Linked DNA regions of Homo sapiens: region 1 is linked to region 2. The links are chromatin loops, found by intact Hi-C in ENCODE. Cell type or tissue: B cell. All regions are shown on one strand. Links, peaks and the distances in the headings refer to the core of each region. The heading gives the core; the rest is flanking DNA. Region 1 overlaps BATF2 (basic leucine zipper ATF-like transcription factor 2). Region 2 holds the start of PPP2R5B (protein phosphatase 2 regulatory subunit B'beta).

The links. Hi-C counts contacts between places; a loop is a spot of excess contacts. Peaks named below come from ENCODE experiments on the same cell type or tissue, not always from the same donor. Only the 100,000 strongest peaks of a DNase experiment are listed, where the experiment ranks them.
Region 1: it touches region 2 in a loop (6-fold over the local background); 39 of 110 quality-filtered maps call a loop at or near these places.

Annotation. Positions count from the first base shown.
Region 1 is chr11:64,985,504-64,996,561 of GRCh38, forward strand. BATF2 (basic leucine zipper ATF-like transcription factor 2) reads right to left here. Exons shown (of 3, transcript NM_138456.4): 2 at 8,945-9,046; 3 at 2,442-4,309. The coding sequence ends at 3,626. Among named protein-coding and RNA genes, the nearest start is that of BATF2, 5.9 kb to the right of the region's middle. RefSeq lists enhancers at 4,161-4,688, 10,867-11,058. In B cell, for the core only: no CTCF peak of the experiment used is centred there; a DNase peak (open chromatin) is centred at 5,238; H3K4me3 peaks cover 1,146 bases; H3K27ac peaks cover 276 bases.
Region 2 is chr11:64,919,862-64,930,919 of GRCh38, forward strand. PPP2R5B (protein phosphatase 2 regulatory subunit B'beta) reads left to right here and starts at 4,828. Exons shown (of 14, transcript NM_006244.4): 1 at 4,828-5,167; 2 at 5,610-6,072; 3 at 6,851-7,047; 4 at 7,941-8,042; 5 at 8,205-8,297; 6 at 8,434-8,564; 7 at 10,461-10,520; 8 at 10,620-10,728. The coding sequence starts at 5,874. RefSeq lists enhancers at 3,789-4,586, 4,207-4,276, 4,417-4,586, 7,535-8,734 and silencers at 4,697-4,916, 5,017-5,126. In B cell, for the core only: no CTCF peak of the experiment used is centred there; DNase peaks (open chromatin) are centred at 4,340 and 4,800; H3K4me3 peaks cover 1,741 bases; H3K27ac peaks cover 1,391 bases.

The DNA.
Region 1 (11,058 bases), core at 1,622-9,621, 66 kb after region 2:
GAGTTTTTACACATGGTATTGCCTCTGAGTGGCATGTTCTTTCCCTAGATCTTTGCATGGCTGACTCTCTCTTGTCATTCTCATCTTGTCAGGTCTCATCCTGAATGACACCTCCTGAGAGACCCTTCCCTTGAATTCTCTATTTTTTTTTTTTTTTTGAGGCAGGATCTCACTCTGTCATCCAGACTGGAGTGCAGTGGCTCGATCATGTCTCACTGCAGCCTCGACCTCCCTGGCTCAAGCAATCCTCCCACCTCAGCCACCCAAGTAACTTGTTTTTCCGCCCAAGACGGAGTGTTGCTCCATCGCCCAGGCTGGAGTGCAGTGGTGTGATCTCGGCTCACTGCAACCTCTGCCTCCCGGGTTCAAGCAATTCTCCTGCCTCAGCCTCCCGAGTACCTGGGATTATAGGCACCCGCCACAATGCCCAGCTAATTTTTGTATTTTTATTAGAGACAGGGTTTCACCATGTTGGCCAGGCTGGTCTTGAACTCCTGACCTCATGATCGCCTGCCTTGGCCTTCCAAAGTGCTGGGATTATAGGCGTGAGCCACCGCGCCTGGCCAAGCATTCTTTATTCAGCTTTTCAGTAGTCCATCACATGAGTGTACCAGCATTAATTGAATCACTCCCATCTATTTGTTTGAGGGTGGGGTAGAGTTTTACCTTCTTGGGTCATATCTATTAGCATGTGCTGCCCCTGAAGTCTGGGCCTGCAATGAGAATCCAGGAAGGTTGAAGGCTGGGTTGCCTGCAGCTAAGGGCTCCTGATTGTTGAACCAAGTCTATATAGTTTCCTAGCTATGTGACCTTGGACTTATTACTTACTACCTCTGGACCTCAGTTTCCCTTTCTCTCTCTTTCTTACAGCTCTAGCTCAAAGACAGTTTCCTCTTCTGAACAGTGGGGTTGAGAAGCATACGTCACAGAGTTACTAGAGGCATCATTGAGTTAATCCAAGTAAAATAGCACAGAGCCTACTATACTTTAGGGTATACAGATACAGCACGACCATGCTGTCCTCATCCTCCACTGAGTCCTCGTGCCCAGAGTATGTTGAATCCTGTCCCAGACTCCAGCCCACCTCTAACCAACAGCACCTTCGCTTCCCTCCCACCTGTTTGCTTTCCCTGAATCGCTGGTGACCATGGCTCTGCTGCCATCCACAGCCCTGTGACTTCCCTTTGCTATGTGAACCTGGCACAATGGTTACTTGTATGTGTCCTCTTGGCTGGGCCACAGTGCCCAGATATGTGGTCAAACATTATTCTGAATGTTTCTGTGAATGTGTTTTTGGACGAGATCAACATTGAAGTTGGTGGGCTTTGAATAAAGCAGGTTGCCCTCCATAATGTAGGTGGGCCTCATCTAATCGACTGAAGGCCTGAATAGAACAAAAAGACTAACCTTTTCCAAGCTAGAGTAAGTTCTGCAGCTGGTGGCCTTTGGACTTGAACTGCAACAGCAGCACTTTCCTGGGGCTCCAGCCTGACAATTCACCCTGAAGAATTTGGACTTGCCAACCTCCATCATCACATGAGCCAATTTCTTAAAATAAGTCTCCCTTGGCAGGGCGTGGTGGTTCACGCCTGTAATCCCAGCACTTTGGGAGGACAAGGCGGGCAGATCACTTGAGGTCAAGAGTTCGAGACCAGCCTGGCCAACATGGTGGAACCCCATCTCTACTAAAAATACAAAAATTAGCTGGGCGTGAGGCTGGGTGTGGTGGCTCATGCCTGTAATCCCAGCACTTTGGGAGGCCGAGGCAGGCAGATCACAATGTCAGGAGATCGAGACCATCCTGGCTAACATGGTGAAACCCTGTCTCTACTAAAAATACAAAAAAAAAAAAAAAAAAAAAATTAGCCGGGCATGGTGGCAGGCGCCTGTAGTCCAGGAGACTGAGTCAGGAGAATGGCGTGAACCCGGGAGGCGGAGCTTGCAGTGAGCCGAGATTGCACCACTGCACTCCAGCCTGGGCGACAGAGCGAGATTCTGTCTCAAAAAAAGGAAAAAATTAGCTGGGTGTGGTGGTGGGCACCTGTAATCCCCACTACTTGGGAGGCTGAGGCAGGAGAATCACTTGAGCCCGGGAGGCGAAGGTTGCAGTGAGCCGAGATTGCACCATTGCACTCCAGCCTGGGTGACAAGAGTGAAACTCCATCTCAAAAAAAAAACAACATTAAAAAAAAAATCTCTCTGTCTTCACACACACACACACACACACACACACACACTCTATTGGTTCTATTTCTCTAGAGAACACTGACTAATACACCTGCGCAAGTCCGTCTCATCTCTGAGCCTCAGTTTCCTCATCTGTAGTATTGGAGGGAGATTAATTAGCTGGTTCATGAGGGGTTGCCCATCTCTGTTATTCTCTCTTTTTTCAAAGACTCTGTAGGTTACAAAGAGAGGTTTAAGTAACTAGGCAAAGCAGAAAAGATTGCAAAACACTTTATTTCCATCACATATGTGCCAAGACTTGTGTTCTGTATCCAGGAGTGTGTTAGATACTAACATAGTGTTTCATTTACATGTGTGTGAAACCTGGGTGAAGAGCCAGGGTTTCTCTCCCCCACCCGCCTCAGAGTGCTTGTCCTGGAATCAGAGTGTAAAACCCCCTCTTGAAGCAGACACCAAAACTGAACTTCCACCCGGTCATGGGCCCTGCTCTTCCTGCTGTCAGCCTAGTCCAAAGAGCAATGAGGGAACTGCTTAGGAGGGGTCTGAGGGTGATGAGGGCCTGGGGGCCACACAGGGGTGGGTGCTGTCAGGTACAAGCCCATCCCTGCCTGCAAATAACCTTGCACAGGGTCCTTCCTCATTCTTTCCTCTTCCTTTTTGTTTATGAGATGAATGGCTCTTCTGCTGTGGCTTTAGGGGCAGTGGGGAGGCAGGGAGCTATTTGGGAACAGCCTGGAAAGCTGACCCTGCAGAATCTCCCAGAAGCCTTGGTGTGGCTATGGGTACCCAGGCTGTAGAAATCCCAGATGGTCCTCTTCCAGACCTCTCCCCAACTCCAGCTCACAGTTTCAGCTTCTTGGCACTGAAAACACTACTAGGGGAAGCAAGAGTCCACTTCAGGGCTTCTGCTTGGCCTCTACCCACCAGGGCTTGGACTCTGGACCTGCCCCAGCTAGGTTGGGGTTTCTGGGACTGCATGGCTCTGGCCCTGGAATCACGAAGCAGTGGGGAGAGCCCTTCTCTGCTCTGAGCATGCAAACCTTCTCACACCAGCCCACGGTTTCCAGGATTTCAGCCCCTAGGATGCCTGGGCCAGGACAGGAGAAGGAGGAGCAGAGGGTGGTGTTTCGGGCTCCAAGAAAGTCTTCGTGACCTTGGACTTGTCACTTGGCTTCCCTGAGCCTCAGTTTCCTTGTCTGAAAAAGTGGAGTGATAATCTCGATTTCTCAGGTCAACTGTGAGGTTGAAATAAGATATTGGTGGTGACAGGGCCTGTCACAGTGGGAGGCATCAGTGGTGGCTTCCTTTTCGACTGTGAAATCCTGGGCCAGCTGGTCAGCCACGCAGGGCAGCACCCAGTAGTGAGGGAGGAGAGGCCCGTGTGCTAAGGCTGCTTCCTGAGCCCAAAGAAGGGGCCAACCCAGCTCCGAAGACCAGGTTAGAAGTGGACTTGAGCAGAGGAGAGCAGAGGAAAGGCCAGGAGAGGGTGAGGGCTGGGATCCACAACCAGCCCTTGCCAAGTGGCTGCTGAGAGAGCAGGTTTGTGCTCCCTGCTCTGCAGACGTGCAAGCCCCAGGGCAGAGGAAGGGTTGTCGGGAGAGGACCCCAGCTTCCCTCTGGTGGGATGCTCCAGCTCGAGGGGCTGTGGAGGGGCAGTTTGGGCCGTGAGGCTGGGCTGGAGGGCACTGAGCTTAGAGGAAGACCCCTGCAGGCTGGAACCAGTGTGCGAGGCAAACAGGAGAGGGCTGGGGGACAGCTGGACAGGAGGTTCAGCAACCACAGCGGGGCCAAGGGACAGTGAGGGCAGGGGGCACTGGAGGAGGCTGGGAGAATCATGAGGCTGTGGACCTGGAGAGAGCGGCTGAGCTGGGTAACAGGAACCCGGGGTCTGGAACAGCTCCAGCTGCTCCCGGCAGCCATGTTGTCCCTGTGGGCCAGGGCCCAGGAGCCCCTCAGCCTGGTCCCAGCAGCCCAGGAGCCCTGGAGCTGAGCAGGAGGCACAATCCATGGGGCACAGGCGCTCATGCACGTGCAGGGTCCGGCTCCACCACGCCAGCTCGGCCTGCAGGGACTGGATCTCCTTCCGCAGGGCGAGGTTGTCTTTTTCCAGAGACTCGTGCTGCTGCAGAGAAGCAGATGGGCGGGGAGGGGAACCTCAGCCAGTGTCAGGGGCCCCGCATGAGCCTTAGCCCCTTCCAGGGTCCTCAACTTCAGGAGAAAGATGCCACCACCATTGGAATAGCCAAGTGGGGTCTCTTGGCCACTCTCTGGCCAGCCCTTCATAACCACCTACCAAGTCTCCCCTGTCCCACCCTCTGAAGGGGGCTCAGATCCGCCTGCTGTCATCCCACCACTAGTGCCCTGAGCCGGTGCCATTTCTCACCTGGGATATGCACGGGCCTCCAACCCGTGTGTCCCCCAAACCACCTATTCTCTTGCCCACAGGAGCCATTCAGCAACCATGTCATTAATTGCAGGTTAAAGCCCTTTAGAGGCACCCACCAAATTCCCTGTGGTAGAATTCCAGGCCTGTGTAGTGGCTGCAGCTCAGACCTCCGGTCTCCTCTCTCTCGCCTTCTTTCTTGCTCCCCTCCCTTCCTGACCCTCACATGAACTCTGCTTCCCGGCCACATTTCCTGTTTCCTCTGCCTGGACACCCTTCCGCCGCCCTTCTCTGTGCAAATCCCAACAGGGCCTTCCCGTGGCAACCTTGATGTCATTCTGTCCTAGATTGCTTATTGCCACTGCCCTTTTGAGGGCCCAGAACTCGCCCCTACGAGCACTGTGGGAGGATTCAGGGGATTGTTTTACAGGTTGACAGCATGAGTGTGTTCGATTCTGCATCCCTGAATCAGCATTTATTAAGTTCTGTTCTGCTGAACGCCGGTTCTGAGAACCCCTGAGACACAATCAATGTGCAGTTCTAAATAACCATTTATGATGACAGTAATGGTAAAAATGCAGAAAGAATTTTATATCCACATCTCACAGGGCTGAATAAATTGAACGACTTCCTTCAGTCCCCCACCCCCTTTTCTGGACACTTTGAAAGAAGAAGTTGCAAAGGTGTTTTGCATAAAAATGTGGTTTTGGCCCTGGACTCAAAGTTCTTTTTTTTGAGATGGAGTCTGGCTCTGTCGCCCAGGCTGGAGTGCAGTGGCTCGATCTCGGCTCACTGCAAGCTCAAGCTCCCAGGTTCACACCATTCTCCTGCCTCAGCCTCCTGAGTAGCTGGGACCACAGGCGCCCGCCACCACGCCTGGCTAATATTTTGTATTTTTAGTAGAGACGGGGTTTCACCATGTTAGCCAGGATGGTCTCGATCTCCTGACCTCGTGATCTGCCTGCCTCGGCCTCCCAAAGTTCTGGGATTACAGGCGTGAGCCACCGCGCCCGGCCCTGGACTCAGCCTGAAAGCCACCAGCCCCATTGCCACGCTGGTTTCTACATGTGGAATGATGAATTTTTTTTTTTTTTTTTTTTTGAGACAGAGTTTTGCTCTGTCGCCCAGGCTGGAGTGCAATGGCATAATCTCGGCTCACTGCAACCTCTGCCTCCCAGGTTCAAACGATTCTCCTGCCTCAGCCTCCCGAGTAGCTGGGACTACAGGTATGCACAACCATGCCCAGCTAATTTTTGTATTTTTACTAGAGATGGGGTTTCACCATGTTGGTCAGGCTGGTCTCGAACTCCTGACCTCGTGATCCGCCAGCCTTGGCCTCCCAAAGTGCTGGGATTGCAGGCGTGAGCCAATGTGCCTGGCCGGAATGATGGACATTTCTAAAATGTATCATTAGGCCACCCTTCACCTAAATTCTCCAAAGGCTTCAACTCACCTCCAGGAACGGAGTCACTCACTCATTCATTTATTCATTCGTTTGCCACCTTCAGGAGGCTCAAGGAGTAACAATTTCAATTTCATCCCTTCCCTCTTCTCTGCTTTAGTTTTCCCAACAGGATTTAACACCATCTGACATCCTGACCACTCTAGGGACTTTTTGTTTGTGGGTCTGGCTTCCCCAGGAGAATATGAGCCCTGTGGGTGGGGCTGGGGTGGGCGTTTGTCTACTGTGTCTACAGCTCTATATCCAGTGCTTAGAAATGTGCCTGGCACACGGGAGACGCTCAATAAGCATTTCCAGAAGGAAGGAATAAACGGATGCGTGGGTCTCCTAGGCACCATTCTGAGTACCAGTCCTCACTCTCACCTGGTCTACAGGGTGCTGCTCCCCACGCCTGTGCCAGCACTGTGTCATTTGTCCGCAATGCGTTTTCTTACCTTCATCCTCTGGGAAAACGCCCATTTGTCCTTAAGCTCAGGCTTCATCGCCTTTTTTTGTTGTTGTTGTTGTTGTTTTTGAGACAGAGTCTCTCTCTGTCTCCCAGGCTGAAGTGCAGTGGCACGACCTCAGCTCACTGCAACCTCCACCTCCCAGGTTCAAGCAATTCTCCTGCCTCAGCTACTGGGATTGGCTAATTAGCTACCACATCCCTGTAATCCCAGCTACTGGGGCTGCCTAATTAGCTACAATGCTTGGCTAATTTTTGTATTTTTAGTAGAGATGGGGTTTTACCACGTTGGCCAGGCTGGTCTCGAACTCCTGGCCAACAAGTAATCCACCCACCTCAGCCTCCCAAAGTGCTGGGATTATAGGCGTGAGCCACCGCGCCTGGCTCATCTCCTCTTTAGACCACTCAATGCCACTACCTATGTGCTATGGACTCTATTGTGTTCCCTCCAAAATTTATGTGTTGAAGCCATAACCCCCGATGTGATTGCATTTAGAGATAAGGCTCTTAGAAGGTAATTTAGATTAAATGAGGTCCTAGGATAGAGGATCGGGTTCTAATCTGATAGGATTGGTGGCCTTATAAGAAGAGGGAAGGAGGCTGGGAGCGGTGGCTCAAGCCTGTAATCCCAGCACTTTGGGAGGCCGAGGTAGGTGGATCAATTGAGTCCAGGAGTTCAAGACCAGCCTGGGCTACATGGAGAAACTCTGTCTCTACAAAAAATACAAAAGTTAGCCAAGTGTGATGGTGCATGCCTGTAGTCTCAGCTACTCGGGAGACTGAGGTGGAGAGGATCGCTTGAGCCTGGGAAGCTGAGGTTGCAGTGAGCCAGGATCGTGGACTGCACTCTAGCCTGGACAACAGAGTAAGACCCTCTCAAAAAAAAAAAAGGAAGAGGCCAGGCATGGTGGCTCACGCCTGTAATCCCAGCACTTTGGGACGTGGAGGTGGGAGGATTGCTTGAGCCCAGGAGTTCAAGACAAGCCTGGGCAACATAGCAAGACCCCCATCACTATTAAAAAATAAAGAATATGAAGAAATAAAAAAGAAAGAATAAATAAATAATAAATGAATAAAAAATTAAAACAAAAGGAGGGGGCCAGGTGCAGTGGTTCACGCCTGTAATCCCAGCACTTTGGGAGGCTGAGGCGGGCAGATCACTTAAAGCCAGGAGTTTGAGACCAGCCTGGCCAACATGGTGAAACCCCGTCTCTGCTAAAAATACAAAAATTAGGTGGGCGTAGTGGCGCATGCCTGTAATCCTAGCTACTCAGGAGGCTGAGGCAGGAGGATCACTTGAACCCAGGAGGTAGAGGTTGTAGTGAGCCAAGTGGCGCCACTGCACTCCAGTCTGGGCAACAGAGTGAGACTCTGTCTCAAAAATGACAACAACAACAAAAATCCCAAAAAGGAGAGGAAGGGAAAGAGATCACTCTGTCCTCTCACATGCACTGAGAGGCCATGAGCACACAGCGAGAAGGCAGCCACTTACAAGTCAGGAAGAGCACCCTCATCTGGAACTGAATTGGCTGGCACCTTGATCTTGGACTTCCCAGCCTCCAAAACTGTGAGAAATAAATGTCTATTGTTTAAGCCACTGTTTATGGTATTTTCAGATGAGCATGAAGCTCAGTAAAGGAAGCAACTTGCAACTGGGACTGGAAACCCTGCCCATTTTAACCCTGAACCAGAGTTCTCACAGTATGGTCTTGGTCACCTCCTGAATTCTGACCCCCAGGTGATTAATCACAAATCACCGTGCAGGTCCCTGGGCCCACCTGGCCTCATGAGGTGGGACCTGGCAGAGGAAGAATAATCCACTTTTTTTTTTCTATAGACAGGGTCTCAATCTGTTGCCCAGGTTGGATGCAGTGGTACAATCATGGCTCACTGCAGCCTTGAACTTCTGGGCTCAAGCGATCCTCCTGCCTCAGTTTCCTGAGTAGCTGGGACTACAGGTGTGCACCATCACGCCCAGCTAACTATTTTTTAATTTTTGTAGAGACAGAGTCTCACTATATTGCCCAGGCTGGTCTTGAACTCCTGGGCTCAAACAATCCTCCAGCCTCAGCCTCCCAAAGTGCTAGGATTACAGGTGTGAGCCACAGTGCCCAGCCTGGAATCTGCATTTTAACCAGTGTCTCAGCTGGCCATTGTGTTGGGGTCTCCCTATTTGCCTCCACTTCCTGTCTTCCTTCCCCTAGACTGCGGACACCTTAGGACACGGCTGGGCTGAGGATGACCCTTTGTGTCCCTGGAGCCTGGTGTGTACCTGGCACATGGTTTGTACTCAACACCCAGAACTTTCCAAATGTCAGCCACAGGATCCTTTTCTCATCCCAAACTCAGGTGACCTAGAAAAATACAGGAGTTTGGGGGAGGTCTGCTCAAAGGTGGGATGGAGAAGAGGTGGCTGGGCCAGTAAGTGGAGCCAGAGACAAGGAAAGGGGTTAGGGGTTGTCCACACCTGGTGCAGGGCGTCTGCCTTGTCTGTGTGCTTCTGCCGGCTTCGCTGGGCGGCTGCCCGGTTCTTCTGCTTCTTCAGCTGCCTTTGTTGCTCCTTGGGGTCCTGTGGGGCATGAGGCAGAGGACTCAGGGGGCCCAGCCAGGCCTTGTGCCCTCCGTCCTGGCCCGCCATTTGTAAAGCCAAGTCTTTCCCCTTGAGTCAAGTTCCCAAGGGTCTTTTATCTCCCAGAAGCTCCCTTGGCACCCACACCCCCTATAGCAGGCACTGCACACCTTGTTGGAACGCCAGCCTCACCCCTGTGTCCTGCTCACCGCTCATGTGGAGGGTGGGAGGGCAAGCAGGGAAGATGGGAAGCCTGAGATTCAAACTCAGACAGAGCCAACTTCAAACCCCACATTCTTTTTTCCTTTTTTTTTGAGACAGAGTCTCACTCTGTTGCCCAGGCTGGAGTAGTGCAGCGGCTCTATCTTGGCTCACTGCAAACTCTGACTCCCGGGTTCAAGCAATTCTCCTGCCTCGGCCTCCCAAGTAGCTGGGACTACAGGCACCTGCCACCATTCCTGGCCAATTTTTGTATTTTTAGTAGAGATGGGGTTTCCTCATGTTGGCCAGGCTCATCTCAAACTGGTCTTGAACTCCTGACCTCAGGTGATTCACCAGCCTCGGCCTCCCAAAGTGCTGGGATTACAGGTGTGAGCCACCGTGCCCAGCCGAGCCCCATATTCTTGAACCCAATCGCCCCATCCCTGCAATGGAAGCACCACAGCAGAGGGTTAAAGCCCATGCGGCAGGCAGCCCAGAGCCGGCGTGCCATAAAGCTCAGCTTCCATTCTTCTCATTGCCATGATTTCCACACCAAGGTGTGAACTTTCCTAACTGTGAGCTCCATGAGGGCAGATGTGGTTCTCTGTGCTCATGCCCAGCTCAAGCCCAAAGCAGATATTCACTTACTCAACAAACATGTATAAGCACCTACTATGTTCCAGGCAGTAAGCTAGAGGGACATGATAGCAAACAAAATACACACAAATCCCTGCCCTGAAATTGCTCACATTGTAGTGGGGTGGTAGCGAAGGATGAATGAATGAAGGGTTTATTCCGGTGGAAGAGTGGACTCAAAGGTTGTGACCACCTTGTACCCTGGGATCAATGAAACTTAGATAAAATATTTTACCCAAATGTCCAGAGCTCTGCAAAGTCAGAGCAAGAGGGACTGTTGGAGAGCTCACAGCCCAGCCCCCGCCCCCAAGTCTCTCTGGGGTATGTGTTTTGAGGGTAAGGACCTCAGGCAAGGCCCTGGCCGCCCTGGCTGCAGATTCTGAATGCTCCTAGGCTCCTGCTCCATATGCTCCCTTGGGCCATGTCCACAGCGGGCTCACTGTAGACACTGGGGCACCAAGAAACTAAAGGCTGAGACAGGACCCACGGTGAGTGAAGGGGGCTCCTGTGAGATAAGCAGAGCCTCCAAGGGAAACCATGGCCCAGGGAATTTATTTATTATTTTACTTTATTTTATTTTATTTTATTTTATTGAGACAGAGTCTCTGTCGCCCAGGCTGGAGTGCAGTGGCGTGATCTTGGCTCACTGCGACCTCCGCCTCCCAGGTTCAAGTGATTCTCCTGCCTCAGCCTCCTGAGAAGCTGGGATTACAGGCATGTGCCTCCACCACGCCCAGCTAATTTTTCTATTTTTAATAGAGACGGGGTTTCACCATGTTGGCCAGGATGGTCTCGATCTCCTGACCTCAGGTGATCTGCCCGCCTCAGCCTCCCAAAGTGCTGGGATTACAGGTGTGAGCCACTGAGCCCGGCCTATTTTATTTTATTGAGACAGAGTCTCTCTCTGTCACCCAGGCTGGAGTGCAGTGACATGAGCTCAGCTTACTGCAACCTCCATCTCCCGGGTTCAAGCAACTTTCCTGCCTCAGCCTCTCGAGTAGCTGAGACTACAGACGTGCCCTGCCACACCTGGCTAATTTTTGTATTTCTAGTAGAGACGGGGTTTCGCCATGTTGGCCAGGCTGATCTTGAACTCCTAACCTCATGTTATCTGCCGGCCTCAGACTCCCAAGGGGCTGGGATTACAGGCATGAGCCGGCCTGGGTTATTTGGAG
Region 2 (11,058 bases), core at 919-8,918:
CCCCATTCTTAAGGGAGAGGAGACCAAGGCTACGTGCCTAAATGCTGTGGAGCGAATGAATGAAAAAGCATTAAGATTCAGAAATCATAAAAAGAAAAAAGAGGCTTGGAACAGTGGCTTACACGTGTAATCCCAGCATTTTTGGGAGGCTGAGGTGGCCAGAGTCACTTGATCCCGGGGGGCAGAGGTTGCCGTGAGCTGAGATTGCACCACTGCACTCCAGCCTGGGTGACAGAGAAGACTCCACCTCAAAAACAAAAAAAGGAAAGAAAAAAGAAAAAACACCACTTCTCCTCCTTCCAAAGGTGGTGGGGATAGAAGGGGATATTCTCTTGGTCCAAGAAAAGTTATCCTTTCTAGGCCCCTGGAGCCACTCTGGGAGTTTGCTCTCCTCCAGTGAGGGAGACCCCAGGGTCAGGCTGCACTCACATCTGTCTGTTGTAACTGAACTGGTGGGCACATCCGTCTCTTAGGGGTTGGTGCCTGCAGGTCCATTCCTGAGCCCCAGTTCCCAGTGCCATGTGTGTACCACAGCAGAAGATTAGACAGGACTGAGAGGACACAAAGATACTTCCCCAGACAAGCTCTGTAGAAAACCAACTCCAGAGACAGTCATTCTCCAACCTAGCCTCGGAGTAGGAGCTAAAGGAGTGAGCAAAAAATCCTCGCACAGTAAAGGGGACGATATTCTCTTGGGAGGAAATGGGGTGTTGGGAACCCCATGGGACATTCTGCAACGAAGTCCCAAGCCCCACTTTAGGTCCAGCAGTTATTTTTTTTTTTTTTGAGACGGAGTCTCGCTCTGTCTCCCAGCCTGGAGTGCAGTGGCGCGATCTCAGCTTGCTGCAACTTCTGCCTCCTGGGTTCAAGTGATTCTCCTGCCTCAGCTTCCTGAGTAGCTGGAATTACAGGCGTGCACCACCACGCCTGGCTAATTTTTCTGTTTTTAGTAGAGATGGGGTTTCACCGTGTTGGTCAGGTTGGTCTCGAAGTTTTGACCTCATGATCTGCCCGCCTCGGCCTCCCAAAGTGCTGGGATTACAGGTGTGAGCCACTGCGCCCAGCCTTCGGTCCAGCAGTTCTATATATATATATATATGTAATTTTTTTTTTGAGCCAGTACCTCATTCTTGCTCAGGCTGGAGTACAGGGGCATGATCACAGTTCACTGCAACCTCTGCCTCCCGGGCTCAAGCAATCCTCCCACCTCAGCCTCCCCGAGTAGCTGGGACTATAGGCTCGTGCCACCATGCCCAGCTAATTTTTCTATTTTTTGTAGAGATGGAGTTTCACTATGTGGCCCAGGCTGGTCTTGAACTCTTGGGCTCAAGCAATCCACCTGCCTCTGCCTCCCAAAGTGCTGAGATTACAGGCATGAGCCCCTGCACCTGGCCTAGGTCCAGCAGTTCTAACAAATACACTGGCCCTGGGCACTGCATTTAGGGGCTTCTTCTACTGGACAACTGGATTCCAGTCAAGAGGTCAGGGGAAGTTTGGGGTCAGGATTCCTCCCCATAGAGAGAAAATGGGGAGGGCCAGGCTTTGCCCAGGCCGGGGGGCATCCTTCCCACCTTAGATTAGGTGAAAACTCATCAGGCAAACTGTGTGCTTCAGACCTCAGGGGCCCTGAAGGAGTATCTCCCTCCCCCCAGGGATGGCCCACCCTCTGGGGTGAGAAAGGGATCACAGAGGTGGCCCGGGGGCTGCGGCTTTTGACTCTGTCCTGGGTGGAGAGCTTGGGTTTTATCAGAGGGAAGGGCTTTCATGGAGGAAGAGAGGCCATCCCTCAAGGATGGGTGGAGCTGGAGGGAGGAGATCCCAGGCAGCTGGCAGGGAACTGGGTGTCCAGGCCAGAGGAGCTCCTCCAGGTAGCTCAGGGGCAGCCAGGAGAACAGGGGGATCTGGAACACACCTGAAAAAGCAAACTTCATCTATAAATACATGGAACTTCATCTATAAATACAATACTGTTGGATTGTACAACTGAAATTGGTGACTTTTTTTTGTTTTGAACATACATCTTTCGTTGCATATAACACAACGTGATGCATTTCGTTTAAATTGTGGTAAAAGCCACACATGGTGGCTCACACCTGTAGTCCCAGCACTTTGGGAGGCCAAGGCGAGAGGATCACTTGAGTTAGAGACCAGTCTGGGCAACATAGCAAAACCCTGTCTCTACAAAGAATACAAAAAATTAGCCAGGAGTGGTGGCATGCGCCTGAGGTCCCAGTTACTCGGGACTGAGGCTGAGGTGGGAGGATTGCTTGAGCCCAGGAGGCAGAGGTTGCAGTGAGCCAGGATCGCGCCACTGCAAAAAAAAAATAAAAAAATAAAATAAAGCCGGGTGCAATGGCTCACTCCTGTAATCCCAGCATTTAGGAGGCTGAGGCGAATGGATCGCTTGAGCTCAGGAGTTTGAGACCAGCCTGCGCAACATGGCGAAACCCTGTCTCTACCAAAAAAAACAAAAATTAGCCTGGCATGATGGCGTGCATCTGTGGTTCCAGCTACTTGGGAGGCTGAGGCAGGAGGATTGCTTGGGCCTGGGAGGTGGAGGTTGCAGCAGTGAGCTGAGATGGTGCCACTGCACTCAAGCCTGGGTGACAGAGTGAGACTCTGTCTCAAAAAACAAACAAACAAAAAATGTTCAATCTTGCATCCTCCAAGTGACACTGTGCCTATTTTGAGACCCAGTTCAAATGCCACCACTTCAGAAGTCTTTTTTTTCAGCCGGGCACAGTGGCTCACGCCTGTAATCCCAGCACTTTGGGAGGCCGAGGTGGGCGGATCACGAGGTCAGGAGATCGAGACCATCCTGGCTAACACGGTGAAACCCCGTCTCTACTAAAAATACAAAAAAACTAGCTGGGCTTGGTGGTGGGCGCCTGAAGTCCCAGCTATTCGGGAGGCTGAGGCAGGAGAATGGTGTGAACCCAGGAGGCGGAGCTTGCAGTGAGCCGAGTTTGTGCCACTGCACTCCAGCCTGGGCAACAGAGCGAGACTCCATCTCAAAAAAAAAAAAAAGTTTTTTTTTTCTTCCAAGAGTCTTATCCCTCTCCTCTACTCTTCAGTGCCCCATTTCTCAAATGGAACATCTCTGTTTTTTGTTTTGTTTTTGAGACAGGGTCTCTGTCACCCAGGCTGGAATGCGACAGCACAATCACAGCTTACTGCAGCCTCTAACTCCTGGGCTTATGTGATCTTCCCACCTCAGCCTCCCAAAGTATTGAGATTACAGGTATGAGCCATCACACCTGGCCTTAGCACTTCCTTTATATAAAACACCAGTCCTCTGTGGTCAGTCTAGCCTTGAGACCAGGGCACTGGTACCCAGGGGGCTTGTGGAGATGGGCTGTAGCCAGCTGGGAGGTGGAAGCCTGGCCCCTGGCCCCAACTTTTGATGACACGCTGTGTGACACTGGGCAAGGCGCTTCTCCTCTCTAGGCCTTGGGGTCCTTGCCTGGCTGCAGAGGCTCTGTGGGCCTGCCCTCCCTCAGCTTGTTCAGGGATGCAGAAGAGCCTGGGAGGTGGGCAAGGAGGGAGATCATGGATTCCCATTGGACAGACAGGGACACCAAGGGCCGGATGGGCAAGGCCTGCCGGAGGTTCCTGAGCAAGCAGAGCACTTGCTGGGTCTCCAGTGCCGGAGTCCTGGACCCCAGCCTGGTGAACTGCGGCCCTCGGTGCAGGCCTCTGCCTTCTGTTGCTTTGGTAGGCGGACACCTCTTGCGCACCCAGGCTTCCTCTGCAACCGGGAGGATGGCTGGGTGGTTCCGCTGGAGCACTGAGTGGTCACCAAGACCCAAAGCAAGATGGGGCAGACTCTGAAAAGGCCCCTAGTCCCCTCCCCGACCTCATTATCTGGTCTCATCACCCTTTCCTACTGCTCACCATGGACCAGCTGCTCATCCAGGCAACATTTCAGGGTGGAGATTTCACAGCAGTGTAGCGGGATGGAGTTCAGGGCTATAAAGAGTGTTGGGGTCCAGGATCCTAGGACGGGGGCCCAGGACTGCAGGCTGGGAACTTTTGGTTAGCATGCCAAACTCCTGGACTCCCACCTGTGCCTTGCATGCCAGCAGCAGGATTTTGAGCAAGAGACACTGACCCACCCAGCACATCTTAGGGTCCAGGGGGGCTGAAAGGTCCATCCGGGAAGGCCAGGCTGCCTGGGATGAGGTGGCAGCTCAAGGAGAAAACCTCCTCCTCTCGGGCTTTGCCACTCCAAGACTGGCCCTTTAAACTGGAGACCATGATGTCACCATAGACAGCAAGGGACGGGAGGGGGACTGCAGGCCTGAGGATGGACTGCATCTCCCAGCAGGCTTGGGTGCACCACACCCCTCCCAGCAAGCACTGACTCATCGCAGACTTTTAACTAGTCCAGTGCTGGTTTCCAAGGGGTTTCTGAAGTGTCTGGTGGTTCTGGGGTAAGGGTGAGGTTCCTGGGGGGATGGCCTAGGGCATAGAAGGCCCAGGCCAAATCTGTGGGCCTAGCGTAGCTTGCTGCGACTCCTTCCTGTCAGTGTCCTGGCATCACCCTACTTTCCTGGTGCAAACTCCTAAGCCCTCCTCTTTCCCTATGCAGCCTCCCTTCTAGAATCCAGGCTTCCCGCCCCCGGCTAGAGCCCATCCCACTCTGCTCTCTGGCTTCAAAAGCTTCGGCCTTCACCCCCGAGTCTGCCCTCAGGGGTGTCCCCTTTGGTCTGGCAGCTCACTTTAAACGGCGCGGGGACTACATCTCCCAGCGGCCCCGGGCCTTCCTGACGCAGCCCCCCCTTTCAGCCCGCGGGGAGGTGCGGGCCGGGTGGGGGGAGGTGACTTGATGTCATCCTGAGCAGCTGGGCGGCGGGTGCCGGTGCGCACGGAGCCGAGCCGGGGCTCCCGTTGCGCTGCACCGCGTTGGGTCGGAGTCCCAGGACTTCAGCGGAGATCCGCGCGCTGCGACGGCCGGTGCAGAGCCCGCCGAGCGCCCAGTCCCGGCCCGGGGCTGAGTTGGGGGCATGCTCTAGCCGCCCCCCCGGAGCCCGGGAGAGAACCCAGGAGCGCCGCCGCCCAGCCCCAGCGCCCCGAGCGGAACCGCTGCGAAGGGGCCCTGAACGGCCGTCGCCCTCCCTACGGGCAGCCCCCGGGGGTTGGCGACCGAAGTCTAGGTTTTCGAGAAGTGAGTGTCCCCCACCCCATGAGGTTTGGGGGGCCAGGAAGGAGGAGCTGAGGTGGGGGAGGGTGCCAGGTTCTAGGAGCGGGGTGGCATCGGGACAGCACCTCCAGTCTTGGGGTTGTCCCAAGTGGCCGGGATTAGTGGAGCAGCGATGCGTTCCATTCTGAAAGGGGCAGGGATGACGATCGGGGCTCCATTCTGAGTCGGGGCTGGCTTGGGGGATAGGCCCTATTCTGGGAGGGGTTGTTTTGGAGGCTTTCTGTCTGAGAGAAGGGAGGGACATGTCCAGGATGGGAGGGGGCTGCACCCCTATTTTAGGGTCTGGGCAAGGATAGGAGGGAAAAGACCTGGGCACTCCACGCAGCCTCCCGGCTCTCCTGAGGAACTGATGGGCTTTCTCTGTCTCTTTCTTGCTGATCTTTCTGCCTGACTTCGTTTTCAAAAGAGCCAGGGTGGGAACCCTAACTGGACTCTTCGGGACCCCCAGGAAGGATCTGAGGCCTGAGCCATCCTCCTTTCTACCCTGTCTGCCCCCCAGGACTGGGCAGTTGCAGGAGGCCCTGGGGGGGGGCCCAGGACTGTGGTTGTGCCCCCCCCCCAAAGGCCGGACAGGATGGGACCAAGTTAGTCTGTCCAGTCTCACCCAGCACCTCCCAGGCCCAGAGAGAACCCCCGGGGCTCTGAAAGCTTGCCCTGCCGCCTGACCGCCATGGAGACGAAGCTGCCCCCTGCAAGCACCCCCACTAGCCCCTCCTCCCCCGGGCTGTCGCCTGTGCCCCCACCCGACAAGGTGGACGGCTTCTCCCGCCGTTCCCTCCGCAGAGCCCGGCCCCGCCGCTCCCACAGCTCCTCTCAGTTCCGCTATCAGAGCAACCAGCAAGAGCTCACACCGCTGCCCCTGCTCAAAGGTGAGCTGGCTGCTGGCCACTGGGGGAACCGAACCCCCGAGGGGACCAGCAGGGCCATGGGGAGGGGTGGGAGGCAGCGGGCAGCTGCCAAGAGAGAGAGTTTGGATACCCCTCCAGGCTAGGTTCTCCGCCATCAGAACTGACCCCAGCCCTCCAGCCCTCTCTGCTGACACATGGCCTGACTGGCCTGTCATCCTTAGAGGTGGGACATCCGAAGGTGGTGCCACCCTAGGGGCAGACCAAGGCCAAGGGTGGGGCCCATAGCCTGGGTTCCAGGGGGCCACTATCAGCCCAGCCAGCTGCCAGATCCCTGGAGCAGGCGCTTGGCAGGGTTCCCTGGGATCACCACATAGGTCCCTTCCCCAGCCTTGGGCCATAGGGCCAGACTGGCCAAGCCTGAGGACACCGTAGAGATCCTTGGCCCTGAACCCCTCCCCATTTCTGGCCCTTAGAACAGGGTGCCACCTGAGAGGGAGGCAGCAGCTGTTTGGGGCACCTGTGGAAAGCTGCTGCATCCAGGATTTGTGATCTTGCTTTAAAACTCAGGCCATCATACTCTCTGAGCCTGGATTAGGAGGAAGAAAAGCAACCCTCAACCCCCAGGAATGGAGGAAGGGACAGTAGTTGTTTGCTGTCTGCAAGGAGCAGGAGATGGCACAAGAGCATGGGGCCTGGGGGCAGCAGAGGCAGCCGTGGAGATTAGGAGGGTCTGCCCCACCCACAGCTGGGGCAGCTGGGGGAGCTGGGGCCCAGGCCCAGGATGCCCTCTCCTCCCCAGATGTGCCGGCTTCCGAGCTGCACGAGCTGCTGAGCCGGAAGCTGGCCCAGTGTGGGGTGATGTTTGACTTCTTGGACTGTGTGGCCGACCTCAAGGGGAAGGAGGTGAAGCGGGCAGCCCTCAACGAGCTGGTGGAGTGTGTGGGGAGCACCCGGGGTGTCCTCATCGAGCCCGTCTACCCAGACATCATCCGCATGGTGAGCACCTGCCACCCAGGCTCCGAGGGCCGGCCGAGAGGGCGTGTGAGCCCCGTTTCCTGTCCGCAGGACCCCTGCGTGGAGAATAACCCTGTACTCATCGGCTTGGCCTCAGTCCACGTCTTCCTTCCCCCCGACCTGCTGCTGCCCAACACCCACTGAATGCCTCCGGGCCTGCCCCACGTCCACACCTTTGCTTATGCTTGCCTGAGACCTGGAGTGCCCTGCCCCACACCCCATACCATCCATGGCCTGGCTCAGGTGCCGCCTCTGCCAAGAAGCCGCTGTCAATAACCAAGCTGGAAATCTCCCTTTTCCTGCCCGTAGACCTCACAGCTTCTAGCCTTGTTCTCCCCACTGGATTGCACCTGCCTAGAAGGCAGGGATGTGTCCCATTCACCCCTGGGTTCCCAGCCCCTGGCCCAGGGCTTGCACGAACTAGGCGTTCAGGTGATGATTGCCCAAGGAATGAACTGCTTGCTGGGGCAGATGCTGAAATCAACCCATTAGAACTTTGAATGAGGGCCGGGAGCAGCAGCTCTCATCTGTAATCCCAGCACTTTGGGCCAAGGCGAGAGGATCACTTGAGGCAAGGGGTTCAAGACCAGCCTGACAGTGAGACCGCATCACTACAAAAATTTAAAAATTTGCCGGGCATAGTGGTGTGCTACTGTAGTCCAGCTACTCAGAAGGCTGAGGTGGGAGGATCGCTTGAGCCTGCCTGGGAGGTTGAGGTTGCAGTGAGTCGAGATTGTACCACTGCGCTCCAGCTTGGGCAACAGAGCGAGACCCTGTCTTGGGAAAGAAAAAAAAAAAAAAAGCTTTGAATGAGAGACTCCCTGGCTTCTGTCTTCAAGGGCTTTTCCTTAATGAACCCCAACTCTGCCACTCAGATCTCAGTGAATATCTTCCGGACTCTGCCGCCCAGTGAGAACCCTGAATTTGACCCTGAAGAGGATGAGCCCAATCTTGAGCCTTCGTGGCCACACCTGCAGGTCTGAAGGGTTGGGGAAGACAGAGATCCAAGTTTCAGAAGAGATCCAAGGCATGGGGAGAGGGCCTCCTTAGCCCCTAGACAGTTGGATGAGGGCCATAGGGTGGAATGAGTGGGTGAGGCTGTTACTGAACTCACCTTTTTGTCTGTCCCCCTCCCCCAGCTGGTATATGAGTTTTTCCTGCGTTTCTTGGAGAGCCCAGACTTCCAGCCCTCCGTGGCCAAGAGATATGTGGATCAAAAGTTTGTCCTGATGGTGAAGTGGGGAGCCCAGGCTGGGTGGTACCACAAGGCAGGGGCAGGCTCTCTGAGGGGCCAGGGATAGGATGGAAGCAACCTGGGGTGGACCTTTCCCCTGACCCTGACCCTGACCCTGACTCTGGTTCCCACAGCTCCTGGAGCTATTTGATAGTGAGGATCCCCGGGAGCGTGAGTACCTCAAGACCATCCTGCACCGGGTCTATGGCAAGTTCCTGGGTCTCCGGGCCTACATCCGCAAACAGTGCAACCACATCTTCCTCCGGTGAGTGGCTGCTGCCTGCCCAGCAGAGACCTGGGGAGGGTGAGAGGGCTGTTAGAAGACTGCGGCAAAGGCCATGTGCGGTGGCTCACACCTGTAATCCCAGCACTTTGGGAGGCCGAGGTGGGTGGATCACCTAAGGTGAGGAGTTTGAGACCAACCTGGCCAACATGGTGAAACCCCGTCTCTAATAAAAATACAAACATTAGCCAGGCATGGTGGTGGGCACCTGTAATTCCAGCTACTTGGGACGCTGAGACAAGAATTACTTGAACCCAGGTGAAACCCCGTCTCTACTAAAAATACAAAAAATTAGCCGGGCGCGGTGGCGGGCGCCTGTAGTCCCAGCTACTCGGGAGGCTGAGGCAGGAGAATGGCGTGAACCCGGGAAGCGGAGCTTGCAGTGAGCCGAGACTGCGCCACTGCAGTCCGCAGTCCGGCCTGGGCGACAGAGCGAGACGGATGAACCCAGGAGGTGGAGTTTACAGTGAGCCGAGATCATGCCACTGCACTCCAGCCTGGGCAACGGGGAGACTGTGTCTCAAAAAAAAAAAGAAAAGAAAACAAAAAAAAAGAAGACTGCAGCAAAGGCTCCTGGGCTGCAGGGGCCCTTGTAGAACTTCTGTTTTCCAAGCCCTTTCTCAGTAACGTATTACATATTGATTATACAAAGCCTGTGAAGTTGACAGAGAATGGGTATTTATTTCCATTTTACAGATGAGAAAGTAGAGGCCAAGAGAGATGAAATGGTTTGCAGGGACTGGGTCAGTCCAGGGGCCTAGGAGCTAAATCATTTGACCCTTATCATGCCAGGCCATAAGGACCCAGAGAGAGATTCTTTCTGCAAACATGCACTGAGCACCAGCACCCACTGGGCATCAAGGCTCACGTGGCCTTGTAGTTGAGACCATGGCTCTGAAGCTGTATGGCCTACATTTGAGTTTGGTTCCAACGTTTGGGTGAACTTTGGCAAATTACTTAAGCTCTCTCCTAGTTTGCTCGTCTTTAAAATGGGAATGCTGGCTGGGTGCAGTGGCTCATGCCTGTAATCCCAGCACTTTGGGAGTTGGAGGTGGGCAGATCACTTGAGATCAGGAGTTCAAGATCAGCCTGGCCAACGTGGTGAAACTCCGTCTCTACTAAAAATACAAAAATTAGCTGAGTGTGGTGGTAAACACCTGCAATCCCAGCTACTCAGGAGGCTGAGGCAGGAGAATCGCTTGAGCCTGGGAGGTGGAGGTTGCAGTGAGCCAAGATTGCGCCACTGCACTCCTGCCTGGGCGACAGAGCGAGATTCCATCTCAAAGATAAGATAAAAATGGGGATGCTGCTTGTACTAACTCAGGGACCATTATCGAGGTGACATGGGGCCTTGCCTGCAAAGCACTCAGCATAGCTCCTGGACTGAGGCCGGGACTCTGAAACATTAGTTGTTATTAGCTACAAAATGGGTGAGCCATGATCCCTGTCCTCCTGCACCTTGGAGTTCATTAGATTCCCTGCCTATTAACATTGGGGTTGTTTTATTTAACCGCTGAGTCTTGATTTCTTCATCCATGTGATGGATTTCTTAAGCCCCATCTCCCTGGATAATTCTGAGACTTACATGGTACGGAGTAGATGTGCTAAGTGTTTGTCATTCTCTTGGTTGACTGGCAAGAGAGCCTTGAGCTTGGGACTCAGTGGCAGAGGTGGCTGGGCTGAGAAGGGCATTTCAGTGTGGGGGGGCGGGGATCTCAATGGGGCCTGGTTTGGGATGTTGGGAAGGGAGCGCAGCCTCTGGGTTGGGGGAGAGTTGGATGAGCGTGCCGTGCAGGTGAGGGTGGGCAGGCAGGATGCCTAAGGGGGCACTGGGCCTACCCTGCTTGCTTTGAGCCCACCTGCGTTCTTCTCTTGCAGGTTCATCTATGAATTCGAGCACTTCAATGGTGTGGCTGAGCTGCTGGAGATCCTAGGAAGGTGATTCTCCCTGGGCCTCAGCTGGAGCTCAGGATTCTGGAAGGAGGGACTGGGGCCAGGTCACCTGAGCCCTCTTCCTCTCTTCTGCCTCCTCCTCAGCATCATCAATGGCTTTGCGCTGCCCCTGAAGACGGAGCACAAGCAGTTCCTGGTTCGCGTCCTGATCCCCCTGCACTCTGTCAAGTCGCTGTCTGTCTTCCATGCCCAGGTGAGGCCCAGGCCTGTCCCTGCTGCAGCAGGAGCTCCAGACAGTCAGGGCAGCCAGTGGGTCCTGGAGGTCAGATCCTCCAGGGATCCTATCTCACCTTCTTTGTCTTTATAATTCTGTTCCATCTACCTTAGAAAATTCCCACTGGCGCTTTAAGGCTAACCTCAGATATCAGCTCTGTGAAGCCAGGCTTTTCTTCTCTACCCTCCCTTGGCAGAATTACATTCTTCTCCATCTATATTCCCAAATATTTGGATACACAAATCTATTATGGGAGATTTTGATACACAATTTTTTTTTTTGAGACAAAACCGTACTCTGTTGCCTCAG